Linked DNA regions of Homo sapiens: regions 2 and 3 are each linked to region 1. A link is a contact called in ENCODE Hi-C or POLR2A ChIA-PET data. All regions are on one chromosome and are shown on one strand. Each heading gives the region's core, a stretch centred on a gene start or an enhancer-like site at or near the end of the contact. The rest is flanking DNA. Distances are from core to core; before and after follow the strand shown.

Region 1 (4,069 bases), core at 401-2,900:
CGCGGCTTCCATCCAACTCAGACGCCCCCACTGGCCACCTCACTAAGCCTCTTGGTCTCCATCCTTTCCTTGGATTCTTGCCTCTCTCACCTGTAGCCCAGATTTCGGTTCAAATCAGCAAGCTGTCGATGCGGATTTGCCCGCACTCATTCATTCAATGGCTGCACCCTACAGTGGCCGCACTGTGGAAGTGCTGGAGCAGAAGGAGCTGGGCAGGGCTGCAGCTGGGGGGCTCTGCAGCCATCGGCCCAGTGGCCACAAAGGGCCCTCCCCACAGAGGGTGGAGCAGGGCTAGGCTTGCACGACATATAAACAGGGACACAGACCAGTCCACCCCGGACCAAGAAGGTTGCAGCAGCCATTCCAATGGGGTCTGGTGTCACCAGGACCTGAGGCCCTCTCTCTCTCCAGCTGTCCCTCCTACCCCTCTCCCTCCCTTGCCCCTCCCCCTGTTACAACACCAATCTCCCACTCCCCACACTGGAGGAGCAGCCTCAGTCCCACGTCCAGGAGAACATTGGTCCCATCCTGTCTCCTTGTCCTTAGCTCACCGGAGGGCACCAAACAGAAAGAGAATCCAACCCAGAACTCCCTCTTTATCTGCCTTCCTTGCCCGCCTCCAAACCGGAGTCAGAGCCATTCAAGGAGGATGGAGAAGGCAATTTCCCGAGAGCCTGCAGGTTCTTCTCACCCGCGATGCCCATGTGGGCCCCACCTCAGCCTGCAGGGAAGTATTCTTAGAAGTTCCTTCTTCACGAAGTTAGGTAACTTGCTCAAGGTCACGTAGCCACCAGCTGAATAGAGGAAGGGAGAATCTACGAACACTCCAAGTCACGCTTGTAGCATTGTCCCGTGCAGTCTCTGTGTCAAACCAGGTAGTCAGTGGTGCTGTGAGCCGCCCGGGGCACTTCTCCAAGCTGGGAAGAGGCTCCAGGCTCGGAAGCCCCCTGAGAGCCCTCCCTGACCCACCCTCACCCTTGACCACCACTGAGGGGAATTTCTTCATTTTCTGTGCCTGAAGGTTCAAGAGGGAAGTCAAAAGTGGCTTCCAGTCAGCTTAATGGGGACGGGGTTTTCTCTGGGGGTGATGAAACTGTTTCGGAGCTTGACAGAGATGGTGGTTGCACAACACCGAGGATGTACTAAATGCTGTTGAAATTGACACTGCAAAAGGGTTCGCTTTATGTTATGTGAATTCCACCTTAAAAATGCTTTAACGTGGCTTCAAGACAAATCTTAGTGGACCTTACAGAGCATTTTGAGACACTATCAGCAAATGCCCACAGAGCTGGGCCCCCTGTGCCTCCCCGATCCCAGGTCCATGAGCAGAGTTAACCCTAAACCACCTCCTGAGCCACAGCCTGAAAGTAGCCCCCACCGACAGGGGAGGCAATGGAGTCCAAGGGTCCCTGAGGCCATGCCTCATGCCCACCACGTCCAGCAGAGTGACCGGAGCAGGTGCCTCAGTCCACGCCTCCCCAGGATGAAGAGAGGACAGCAGGGACCTTGCCAAGTTTCCCTTTGGGTGCAACAAGTTCTGTCACTTGTAAGCAGAGCATGAAGCATGGCTCTGTGGTCACTAGTAAAAGCTGGTGTGTGACACGAGGGTGGGAACTGGGAGCAGAGATGCCAGCACCTCCTGCGTCTGCCTCAACATCAGCCACCTCCTCCTGCCCTCTGTTGCCCTGACTGCCCATCTCAGGACTTCCTCGTCCTCGGTCTTGTTTATGAGCCTGTGGCTTTGAGGACGCTCAGTCCGTCCTCAGAGCCAAAGCTCTGGCCCTGGGAGAGGAGCGGGAGGCTTCAAGCTTCTACACAATGGAAAAGCAAAGATGAAATAAGAAAATTCCTCTCGGTCCAGGAGTCTGTGCTGAAGAAATGACTCATTACAAACAGCAGAAACTTCAAGTTAGACAGATGGGGAGAAACTCTCTGAAATGTGCTTTTCTGCCTAATTTAGAATAATTGCAATCCACTACATTAGGGCATCAGGTTTTCAGCATCTCATGAAATGCTGAGGGTGAGAAGGGAGCATTTTCTGACAAATTAAGATCAAGCTGAAAAGGCCAATGTGCTGGCTGCTGTTCAGCCTTGGTCCTTCTCCCGCAGCTCCACGTGGCTGTAGCCAGCAACTCATCACAGGCAGCTTGCAGTCCGAAACCCACTGTGGGCTGATCAAAGACTGAAACCCTAGAAGGAGAGAAGGGAGAAGCAAGAGGTCCCTAGCCCACAGAACCTTGGGGACCGGCACAGCACCCTGGTCCTTCCTCTCATCCTACTCTCTGCCACCCACCCAAGCTGGGAAGAGGCTCCAGGCTCAGAACACCCCACCCCAAACACTTGGAGAGATGCTGGCCTCCGCTGCCTCGTGCCTTCCAAGAAATGAGGGTCCAAGCCACTCTTCTTCATCCAGATCTTGGCTCTAAACCTGCAGTGCACTCTGAGTTGGTTCCTGCTATCCCAGAGCCTCATTTGGCCTTAGACGCGGAGAAGGAGCATTTCACAGCTGGAACAGAACTCCCATGCTCCCAACCCCAGCATCCTTGGGCCACCGATGGGAAAGCTGAGACCCCCTCACCTTCACCCAAGGAAGGAAACTCAGTCAGGGTCACCAGAATAATGAAAAGCCAGGCTTTCTCCCGGACGCTTTGCTGTTGAATCTGCCCGAGAGCAGTGCCGGTGGAGCCAGGTGGCTCTGGGCCAAACCACCACTCGTCCCCATTGGATTTGTGCTGACTCCCACCCAATTCCAAAGAATTACATCAGAGCTGTGGAAACCAAGACCAACGAAGCACCACACCAGTTGCCATTCTTCTAAGCTCCAAGTCCTCTACGCAACTAAAGACTCAGGATCCTTCCACGTAAACCCAAGAACTGGGAAGCCTCAGCCATGGCCGGGGGACGTCAGAGGCCGGGAGCCACTGCCCTGCCGGCCAGGCCAGCAGCTCACCCAGCTGGAGATGTAAGGGGACAAGGGGACGGCCCCATGTCGACCTCCTCCACCTGTGTTGTTCCCATGGAATCGGGCTGTTTATGTCCTCATGCATTCCCATGCAAACAGGCCAGAGCAGATGGCCCCTGGGCCGTCGTGCCCACACCACTGCTGTGCGGTGAGCAGGGCCTGCCTCTGCTTTCTTGACTTTCCCTAAAGCTCTCCTGTGGTCCAGCCACCGGGGTTCAACCCTCAGAGCCCCCGTGTCATCCCCCTCCGTGTAGTTCAGGTTTCCCTTCCTGACAGGCACAAACATCTTCCAGCCTGAACATGAGCAAGACACGGTCCCACTCGGCGTTCATTTTCCTTGAACCTGGCCCCACCTCCCTTTGCAGTCCGGCCCAGATTGTCCTCATAACCTGGTGTGGCTCCACCTCCCGTTGCAGTCCGGCCCAGATTGTCCTCATAACCCGGTGTGGCTCCACCTCCCTTTGCAGTCCGGCCCAGATCGTCCTCGGAACCCGGTGTGGCCCCACCTCCCTTTGCAGTCTGGCCCAGATTGTCCTCGAACTGGTGTGGCCCCACCTCCCTTTGCAGTCCGGCCCAGATTGTCCTCGGAACCCAGTGCAGGCCTCATGCATGGCAAATATTCCACAAACACACGCGGAACTGAACATCACCATCAACGCATTGATCATTACCATTTAGTGAAATAATGAAGGCTGCCCTTTAAATTTGCATTTGTGTGGACCAATCATCAGTAGCCAAGTGACCTGCTGCCCTGTCTCTGTGGACCACAACTCAGGGGAGCCCCGAGCAGAGCCAGCTCCCCGAAGTCCTCCAATTGTTTACATTTACGTCACATGTGGAACTATGATCTGGGAAAGTTGGATGTGGCCAAGTCAGAGGAGCTGAGCCTGCCCTGGGCTGGCTGCAGAAGACTCGGAATTCACTGCCTGGTTGGACCCTCACTGCAGATTTGGGATGTAGGAGGGCAGGTGGTGGTATCCCCTGGAAGAGTGCTGGGAGGAGGCAGCTGAAGACAGGGGAAGGCTCCAGGTTAGTGGCACAGATGTCATGGGCCTGTCGTCAAGATAAAAGCAATGGGAATATGACGGACCATGTCAAGATCTTTTG
Region 2 (4,205 bases), core at 1,520-4,019, 35 kb after region 1:
ACACACATGCCACACCATGCCACACACACATACACACACGCACACCACACACACGTACACAACACACACATCACACCACACTATACACACACATGCCACACCATGCGACACACACATACACACGCACCACACCACACACGCATGCACAACAGACACATCACACCACACTATACACACACATGCCACACACACATACACACATGCACCACACTACACACACGTACACAACACACACATCACACCACACTATACACACACATGCCACACCATGCCACACACACACACATGCACCACACTACACACACGTACACAACACACACATCACAGCACACTATACACACACACATGCACAACACACACATCACACCACACTATACACACACGCCACCCCATGTCACACACCACACTTGCACACATACATTGCACATATCACACCACACCATGCACACACATGCCACACATCACACACATGCACACCACACATCACACACACCACACCAAAAACACACACCACACATGGAGACACACATATCAACATGCACACACGTACCACACACCACACATGCACACACATATATCACACCGCACTATGCACACACACCACAAATCACACATGCATGTGCATGCCACACTACACCACACACAGGCTGAGGGTGGCTCCAACCACGCATGCACACACATGTGCCACATAGGATACATACACACCACACAGTACATGCAAACACACGCATGCATGCACACACACACATAAACTCAAACACCACACACACAGCCTAGACTTCCCATGGCAGCATAAGTAGACATTTTAACACATCAATCAAATCATGTCCCACCTATGAGACCCCCACACCTAGGGCCCCCCACTCCTTAGGAAGAATCCACGGTCCTCACCGTCCCCAGGAAAGCCTGCGGCCCAGCTCCCACCTGCCCCTCCGGCTTTACCTTCCTCTGCTCCATCCAGCTTCCCCCCACGCCCTGACACACCAAGCATCACCTGCCTCCTGGCCTGGCCCAGGCTTTGTCTGTTTGGGACATTTTTTTCCCATGGATGTGCACAGCCCCATCTCCCATTTCACTGTCTCAGCTCCGATGTCCCCTCTCAGAGGGACCCACCTTGTCCACCCCAGGCAATGCCACCCCTCACCCTGGATCCCTAGGGTCTGCCCGGGTTTACCAGGCCCTTGTTCTGCAAGGCAGCTTCCAGACGTGGCTGTCAGGGAGCAGCTGTGGGGCAGCCTCGGCAGGAGAGACACGCTTACACTCCCCGCCCCGCCCCCCAGAGTAGGCCAGGGGCCGCAGGCCAGCTCGTCCTGGGCAGCACCAGGGGGTCACCTTCCCTTTTCTCTGTGAGCTCCTTTGGTACCAAGCTGATCCCCACTCCACACAATCGGCATCTTGACATTTACCAGTGAAGGAGAAGTGATGGGTGAGACAGTGACCCCCAGGGACGCCTGCTGTAGGACCAGAAGTGATTGCTAGCCAGAGCCAGGGTTGGGGGGCGTCCACTAGTCAGGAAAAGCCATGTGTCATGCAATGTCCCCAAATGGAAACCAGGACCACCAGCCTCCTGCCCGCCAGCCTTCTCCCGCCAGCCTCCTCCCGCTCCAGGCCCAGTTGATTAGCTGCTCCCCTGATAATGAGGGGCCCGCTGCTTGGGGCCAAGGAAGCTTCAGGCAGGAAGAGAGACCTCAAGCACTATGGAACCAAGTGGAAATTGGCCACAAAAGACTAATTAAAGGGGCCTGAGGCCTCCAACCTGTCACCTTGTGTGGGCTTTTAAAAAGCTTTGCAGACAAGCACAGAACGCTAGGACTTTGGTCTTAATTAACTCCACGTGTCTTGTTGAGCAAGCAGAGACAAGAAATAAGCGCCTCTCCTGCCCCCAGCCAGGAGCTCCTCATGCCTCCCAGAGGCTCTGGGCTGGTTTGGGTGGAGATAGAGGGAGGAATAAGGTCTGTAGATGGGCCAGCCAGGTGCCTACCAGGTGCCCACCAGCTACCCAGCAGGTGTCTGCCTGGGACCTTCCCAGGGACCCTGGGTATTCTCTGCCTGCGTCCATCACCTCCACCCCCAGAGCCTGTGACCTCCCTGGCCACAGCACACAGAGGTGCAGAGCACAGCCTTCTACTCCAGCCGTGGCTCCTGATGCCTGGCAGCACAGGTGTCACCCACGAGCCTGTTAGAAACGCAGAACCGAGGCCCCGCCCCAGGGATTCCCGTGCATCAGTCTGAGAAGCAAGCGCTGTCCTCGGGGACGGCTCCAAGCCCACTGGCTGAAGGCTGTGTTGGGGCAGGCTCAGCTTCCTCATCTATGGGACGGGGATGCACACTGTCTACACCACGGGTCATGAGATTCCTCGTGATGTGTGTGCAAAGCACTTGGCGCTGAGCCACAGGAAGCACTCAGCGTTGAGAATCAGCTGTCTGCCTATTTAAGTAACTTCATGGGCCGCTTAAAAAAAATTTATCGCGGCAGCACACCTGTGAACCTAGTTACTCAGGAGGCTGAGGCAGGAGGATCACTTGAGCCCAGTTCAAGCCTACAGTGAGCCATGATGGAGCCAATGCACTCCATCCTGGGGAGCAGAGCGGGACCCTGTCTCTAAAATAGTGTTTATCCTGCTGGGTTTGGCTGAAGGGAAGGAGGGGCCTCTTGCTGCCCTCAGACCTGGTGACTCATAGCCCTGGCACCAGGGAGGGCCCAGCTCCATGGGAAGGGCACAGAGCAAGCCGGGGAAGGATCCAGCTGCTGCCAGCCACACGTCATCCACCCGCGCTGCTTGGCACCCATGTCCCCCACCTCCCGGCTGGATGAGAGTGAGCAAGCCCGTCGGGGCTCATTAGCAGGTGCCCTAACGCCATAGGAGAGGAGGAGAGAAACGTCCTGGGAGGCCTGATGTCAGAGGAGCCTCAGGATTTGAGTGAGGCCTGTGAGGCGGCCCTGTGGGGTCAGGGGGCACGGTGGGACAGATGTCCAGGAAGACAGGGGAGCTGCAGGGGACACGGACACTGCCCCCTTCCCTTCTCCCTGTGCCAGTTCTCGGGGTCCTGACTGATTGGTCTCCTCCCTGCATCCCCCACTGTGTCCTTGCCCCATTGTCCTCCGCCCCCAGACAGTGGCAGGCACCGGTGACGGGTGTCTCCTGTCCACAGGAGGCTGCACCCTCCTCACTTCCTCCTCTCAGCTGTCCGCGGACACCTTGGAGCAAGACAGCCCCACACCTCCCAGCCTCTGCCATGCACTCACCAGACAGGCGGCCAGGTGGGCCGCAGCTCCGCAAGGGAGGTCTCCAACTGGCAGATGAGCTCCTCCGCCAGGCTCCTCCCCTCACTTCTAGGCTCTGGGCCAAGGCCACCTCTTTTCCTCCTTCCCTACTCTCGGCTCCCCACCACTGCCACCCCCAGTTCAGCAGCCTCGTGCTCCCCCCGGTCATGGCACAGCCCCCATGCCCCACGGTCTCCATCCTGGCCTCTGTGTTGCTCCACCATGCTGCCTGACCTGACCACCTGAGAGACGCAGTTCCGACCCCCACTCTGAGGCCACTGAGTGTGGGGCCCCTGGGCTCAGTCCCCAAGGCCTGAGTCAAACCCACCTCCAACGCTTTCAGCTGGGGGCTTGAGGCAAGTTCCTCCCGGCCTGGGCTCCAGGCTCATCATCTGTAGAAGATAATGATGGGACCCCCCTTGTAAGATGGGGTGTGGCTGCTGCCCACCGGATCTAGGCCAGAGCCCCCTGTGTCTCTGCTGTCCTACTTCTGCCAAGCACAGCCTCCTGGCCAAGTGGCCAAGCGGCAGGGACCACGGGGCTGCCAGAGGTGGTGGTGTCACCCTGAGAACTCAGCTCAGTCCAGTGCTTCTCCATCCCAGGAGAGGAGGGTCCAAACACCCAACATTCCCTCTCCTCTGGGGCGAGCTGTGCTCCCCAGGAAGTGAGCTACAACCTTCCAGGGACAGCCGGGGCTCCATCCCAGCCAGGACCCACTCCAGGCCCTTCCTCAGCACATGACATGCATGGACCAGCTCCACCCCTCCAGGGGCCCCGGCCCTCACCGCACCACACCCTGCTTTCCTGGGATTCATTCCAGAGGCGCTGTGGGGACCGCTCAGTCCGGACCCCTCATTTTGCAAATGGCAAAGCAAGGAGCCAAAAGGGCAGGCAATGACCAGCATAACCCCCTAGGACCGCAGGGAGCAGAGGCTCCAGC
Region 3 (3,807 bases), core at 1,219-3,718, 61 kb after region 1:
TCTTCCTGTGTAAAATAGGATCATGCCGGCCACAACAAATCCCTCCCCCAGCACCCAGGGGACTGAGAGAAAAGATGCATGTGGAGATGCTCTGCAAATTACACTCTGCCCTCCCAGAGTGTAATCCTGGGGAACTGGCTGAGGCTATGATGAGGCTCCATGTCATGGCAGTTTATAGTTTAGAAAATTTAGCAGTGGAGCCTTCCAGATGTTCTGAACCAAAATGCAACGATCCAAGGTCTCCTTTGGATTTCAACTTACTATGGATATGTGTTCACAGCCCCAGATGACATGTGTCCAGTTTTCCAGTAAAGGCCCGCTCTTACGAGGGCCGTGCTGCAAATGTATGAAACAAAAGAGCCATCTCTTCCTGCGAGCAGGAGTCAGCATCAGACATCTCAGCTTCTCAGTGCCGCTACGAATGCACTCGCGTTTAGAAAAATGAAAGGGAAGGGCTGTCACTGAAGCCTGAGAACATTCAATGACCCACTGGAGGACGTAGAAATCTCTCCAGGTTTTACGCTTCTCCGTCATGTTTCCACCTCGGTCTCTCCCAAGGAAGAGCAGTAAACACCGGCCTCCCTCCCTCCCTGCTGCCCTAGAACCGTGGCACGAACCCGTATCAAGGAGACCACATCCCCATTGCGGTTAACAGAGCCTTGGGGGGCAGGGAGGTGGGGGGGCTGACCCCTGAGGGTGTTTTCACAGCTGCAAAAGGACTTTTCCACTTGAGCCTTTAAAAATAGGTTGTCATGCCCCTCCCTGGGGAGGAGTAATCCAAGTAAAGCCCACTTCTGATTCCAACTAAAAGAAGTTTATAGACATTTTCTGTTTATTTGTGCCTCACACACCAATCAAAGCGAGCCCAAGTCACTGCCTGGCTCACGAGTATCTGATTTGGGTCCTATTATGTTGTCTGTTGGGGGGCACAGCTCAGAGTCCGAACTGACGGGTTTCCAACAGCCCGTGCCAGTGGGGGAAGGAGAGGCCCCCTGCCCGCGTGGCATTCAACAGCCCAGACCCAGGGGGCCTGCCATCTCCGTTTTGCCAGCAGAAGAATCACAACTGCCAAGATTCAGCTTCAGAGTGAGTGCAGCTGGGCACAGCCGAGGAGGGACCAGGAGACCGGCTTTGTTCTTCAGGCCGGCCTGCCAGATCAAAGCTGCACTCCCCGACCCGGGCATCCCGTCCCGAGGCCAAGACCCATCTCATTGTTGATCCACATGTGTCTCGCCCTCCCTCCCTGCAGCACGATGGGCGGCTGTTTAAAAACAACTCTGACAACACTGAGCAAAACAATCCTGCTGCTTGTTTCAGACAAAAGAGAGAGCCGGTGCGGCTCAGCTCCCAGGCGAGCCCGAGCTGGAAGCTGAAGGGGGCAGAACGGCTGCGATTCTGTGAATTGATTCTCACCTGCTCTTCTCTTTGCCCTTTTACAAAAGCTGGGCCAGGGTGGGCAAGGCGATGACAGATTTGGGGATTAGAGATGCTTCTGAAATGCAGTGCAGTAATTTTCCAGAACAACAGCTGCACCTGGGGCTGGGCAAGGTCCCTGGGAAGATGTTTTCCTGGCTTTCTGTTCACCTGCTGAGGAATTCTGACCACCAGCTCCTTGGGAGGAAGCCTAGGGATCATGCAGGAAGAAGCCAGGGATCTGGCCCCAGCGAGGGCAGCTGGTGCATCACCACTGATTAGATGGCACTGGGGGAACCCTGATTTCTCCCCACCCTGAGCTGGGAGCTGGGAACTGGGGTTCAGGCAGGATGGGCTCTTGCCTGCCTCGAACAGCCAAGGGCCATGGAGAACTCAGGCACTTGGCCAGGGGGTCTGGCCGGGGCTTTAGCCTTGGGGTGGAGGGAGGGGCCGTGGTGGAGTTTTAGGGGCGAGAGCTCTCTGAGCACCCCTGAGTCCTGCTCTGGGACTATACAAAGAGGAAACAGGGCCCAGATCTGTGGCTTGGGAGGTCCCCAGACTTCCCTGAGCCTCTCCCCTACATCCCTGACTGCACAGAGGGGTGCACCTACCTCAGGGTACCCTCCTCGGCAAGGGTGGCAGTGAAATCCTTGAGGCCCGCCATGCCCCAGTGCCACAGGCTCCAGCTGCCTCCTGCATCTACAGCCCCACGTCATCCTCGAGGCCTCTTCTGCCACCTCCTTCCTCCCTTTCACCCCGGCGTCCCTTCTCTCCTCCTGACAGGCTCTCTCAGGGATCCCTGACTCTTCCCCATCGGGACCAGCAAACTCATGCCAGCATGTTCCCTCGCAGAGTGCCGGAGGCCAAGGGGCTGCAGTGCCCGGCCTGCTGGAGGTACCCAATGGGGTACAGAGCCATGTGCCACTCTAACCTCACCCTCAATCTAGCTGCCTGGTGAGCAGCTCTGGGAGTGTATGGCAGACAGGCGGACACGCCCTCAGGCCTCCCCACGACACAGCACCCGAAGTCCACGCCCACGCCAACCTCCCTAGAATTCTCCACACATCCAGCCTCCGAGAGAGCAATGCAATAAGGAGGCGATTTTGTGCACACACAGCTTCATCTTCTGAAGGGTTTGGATTGCGGTGGCTCAGCATCTCGCCTCGTGCAGCTGCAGATTAAAAGCTTCAGAAATGCGTCTTCACTAAAATGACTCCAAGATTGCCTGTGATTTCGGCGAGAGGATTTTTCCTTTCTTTCGCCTGTTCCTTTTCACTTGGCTTTTTCTCCCTTTTTAAAAAACATAGTCATTAAAGAAGATCCCTAAGGAAATGAAACACAGAACACTATGTGAACATATCACAGAACTTCTGACTCTCGACACTCAATTCCCCAGAAAATGTTGAATTAAGCCAGTTAGTTCCACATTTACAGAAACACCGGAAACTTGCTGGGGAAATTATTCAGAATGAAATGAGTAGCTGATATAGTGTCTCTGCCTGCTCTCAATCTGCCCAAAGCTACTCTCACTTATGAAATTTTTATGAATGAGAAACCGTAAGACTACCAGCACCCCCGGTATCTGGATAGCCAAAGCCAGGTCCCAGGCGGGGAAAGCCTGACATGTTCAGACGCGGGACTTTGTTGGTGTCTTAGACCCCTCTATTAAAGTTGGGTCATAGAACACACTTAGAGATAAATGTGGCCCTATCTCATGACTAATTACCTTCTAAAATTCACCTTCTTACATAACTTCATTAATTTCTAAAGTCACAAACCCCTGCTGCATCTCAGATCGAAACATCATTTACAATTATTGCTGGTTCAATATGTAACATTCTTTGTCATCCCACAAGAAAAGAAAATTTAAATACCTATGTATATTTGGAGAGTCCAAGAACACCGTACTTAGGTAGGTTGAAATATAATTATTGGAGTTTTTATTGCATCTTTGTATGACATCATGATGTGATATGATACAGGAATGCTTCCACTGGTTCTTCATATTCAGGATTCTTCGGAAAGAATAGCCTTTGTCATACAGAAAGAGGACGTTCACTATAACCAGGATAGTTTTTCCCATAATGCTTAGTCACATAAACCTAATCAGACACCACATCATAATATTCTATATTCTGTTCTTATGTTGGTGTTGATTTATGTAAAATATGTTTTACTTAAAACTTTTTATACATAAATATATTTTATGTAAAATATATTTTTATTTTCCAAATAGCATATAGTAAAATTGACTACAAACTTTAAAACCAAGAAAAACACCTCAGTGCAGTTTATAAATAATTTTCATCAGGCATTTGTCAGACATTGATATGTCAAATACGTTGTAAAATACCATCTTACCTCTCACTATACAATAAGAGATGTATTCTTTAT

The links. A loop is a pair of places that touch in the nucleus more often than their neighbours do. ChIA-PET counts read pairs that join two places held with the same protein, here RNA polymerase II (POLR2A). Pooled maps may share reads with other maps.
Region 2: a map of CD14-positive monocyte shows a loop between it and region 1 (4-fold over the local background). The contact joins two enhancer-like sites. A Hi-C loop is called at or near these places in 2 of 168 maps with a recorded cell type or tissue (both CD14-positive monocyte) and 1 of 50 pooled maps. POLR2A ChIA-PET finds 5 or more read pairs at or near these places in 1 of 52 experiments (Panc1).
Region 3: a map of endothelial cell of hepatic sinusoid shows a loop between it and region 1 (9-fold over the local background). The contact joins two enhancer-like sites. A Hi-C loop is called at or near these places in 2 of 168 maps with a recorded cell type or tissue (endothelial cell of hepatic sinusoid and heart right ventricle) and 1 of 50 pooled maps. POLR2A ChIA-PET finds 5 or more read pairs at or near these places in 2 of 52 experiments (WTC11 and endothelial cell of umbilical vein).

The regions. Positions count from the first base shown.
Region 1 is chr2:239,498,117-239,502,185 of GRCh38, reverse strand. No RefSeq gene overlaps it. Among named protein-coding and RNA genes, the nearest start is that of LINC02991, 78 kb to the left of the region's middle. RefSeq lists enhancers at 1-291, 292-793. Within about 2 kb of position 1,650, at least 5 of the 41 ENCODE cell types and tissues checked have a DNase peak (open chromatin) inside an H3K27ac peak, as active enhancers do; they include CD14-positive monocyte, where a contact is called at or near this core.
Region 2 is chr2:239,463,900-239,468,104 of GRCh38, reverse strand. No RefSeq gene overlaps it. Among named protein-coding and RNA genes, the nearest start is that of HDAC4-AS1, 65 kb to the right of the region's middle. Within about 2 kb of position 2,769, at least 11 of the 41 ENCODE cell types and tissues checked have a DNase peak (open chromatin) inside an H3K27ac peak, as active enhancers do; they include CD14-positive monocyte, where a contact is called at or near this core.
Region 3 is chr2:239,438,177-239,441,983 of GRCh38, reverse strand. No RefSeq gene overlaps it. Among named protein-coding and RNA genes, the nearest start is that of HDAC4-AS1, 39 kb to the right of the region's middle. Within about 2 kb of position 2,468, at least 3 of the 41 ENCODE cell types and tissues checked have a DNase peak (open chromatin) inside an H3K27ac peak, as active enhancers do.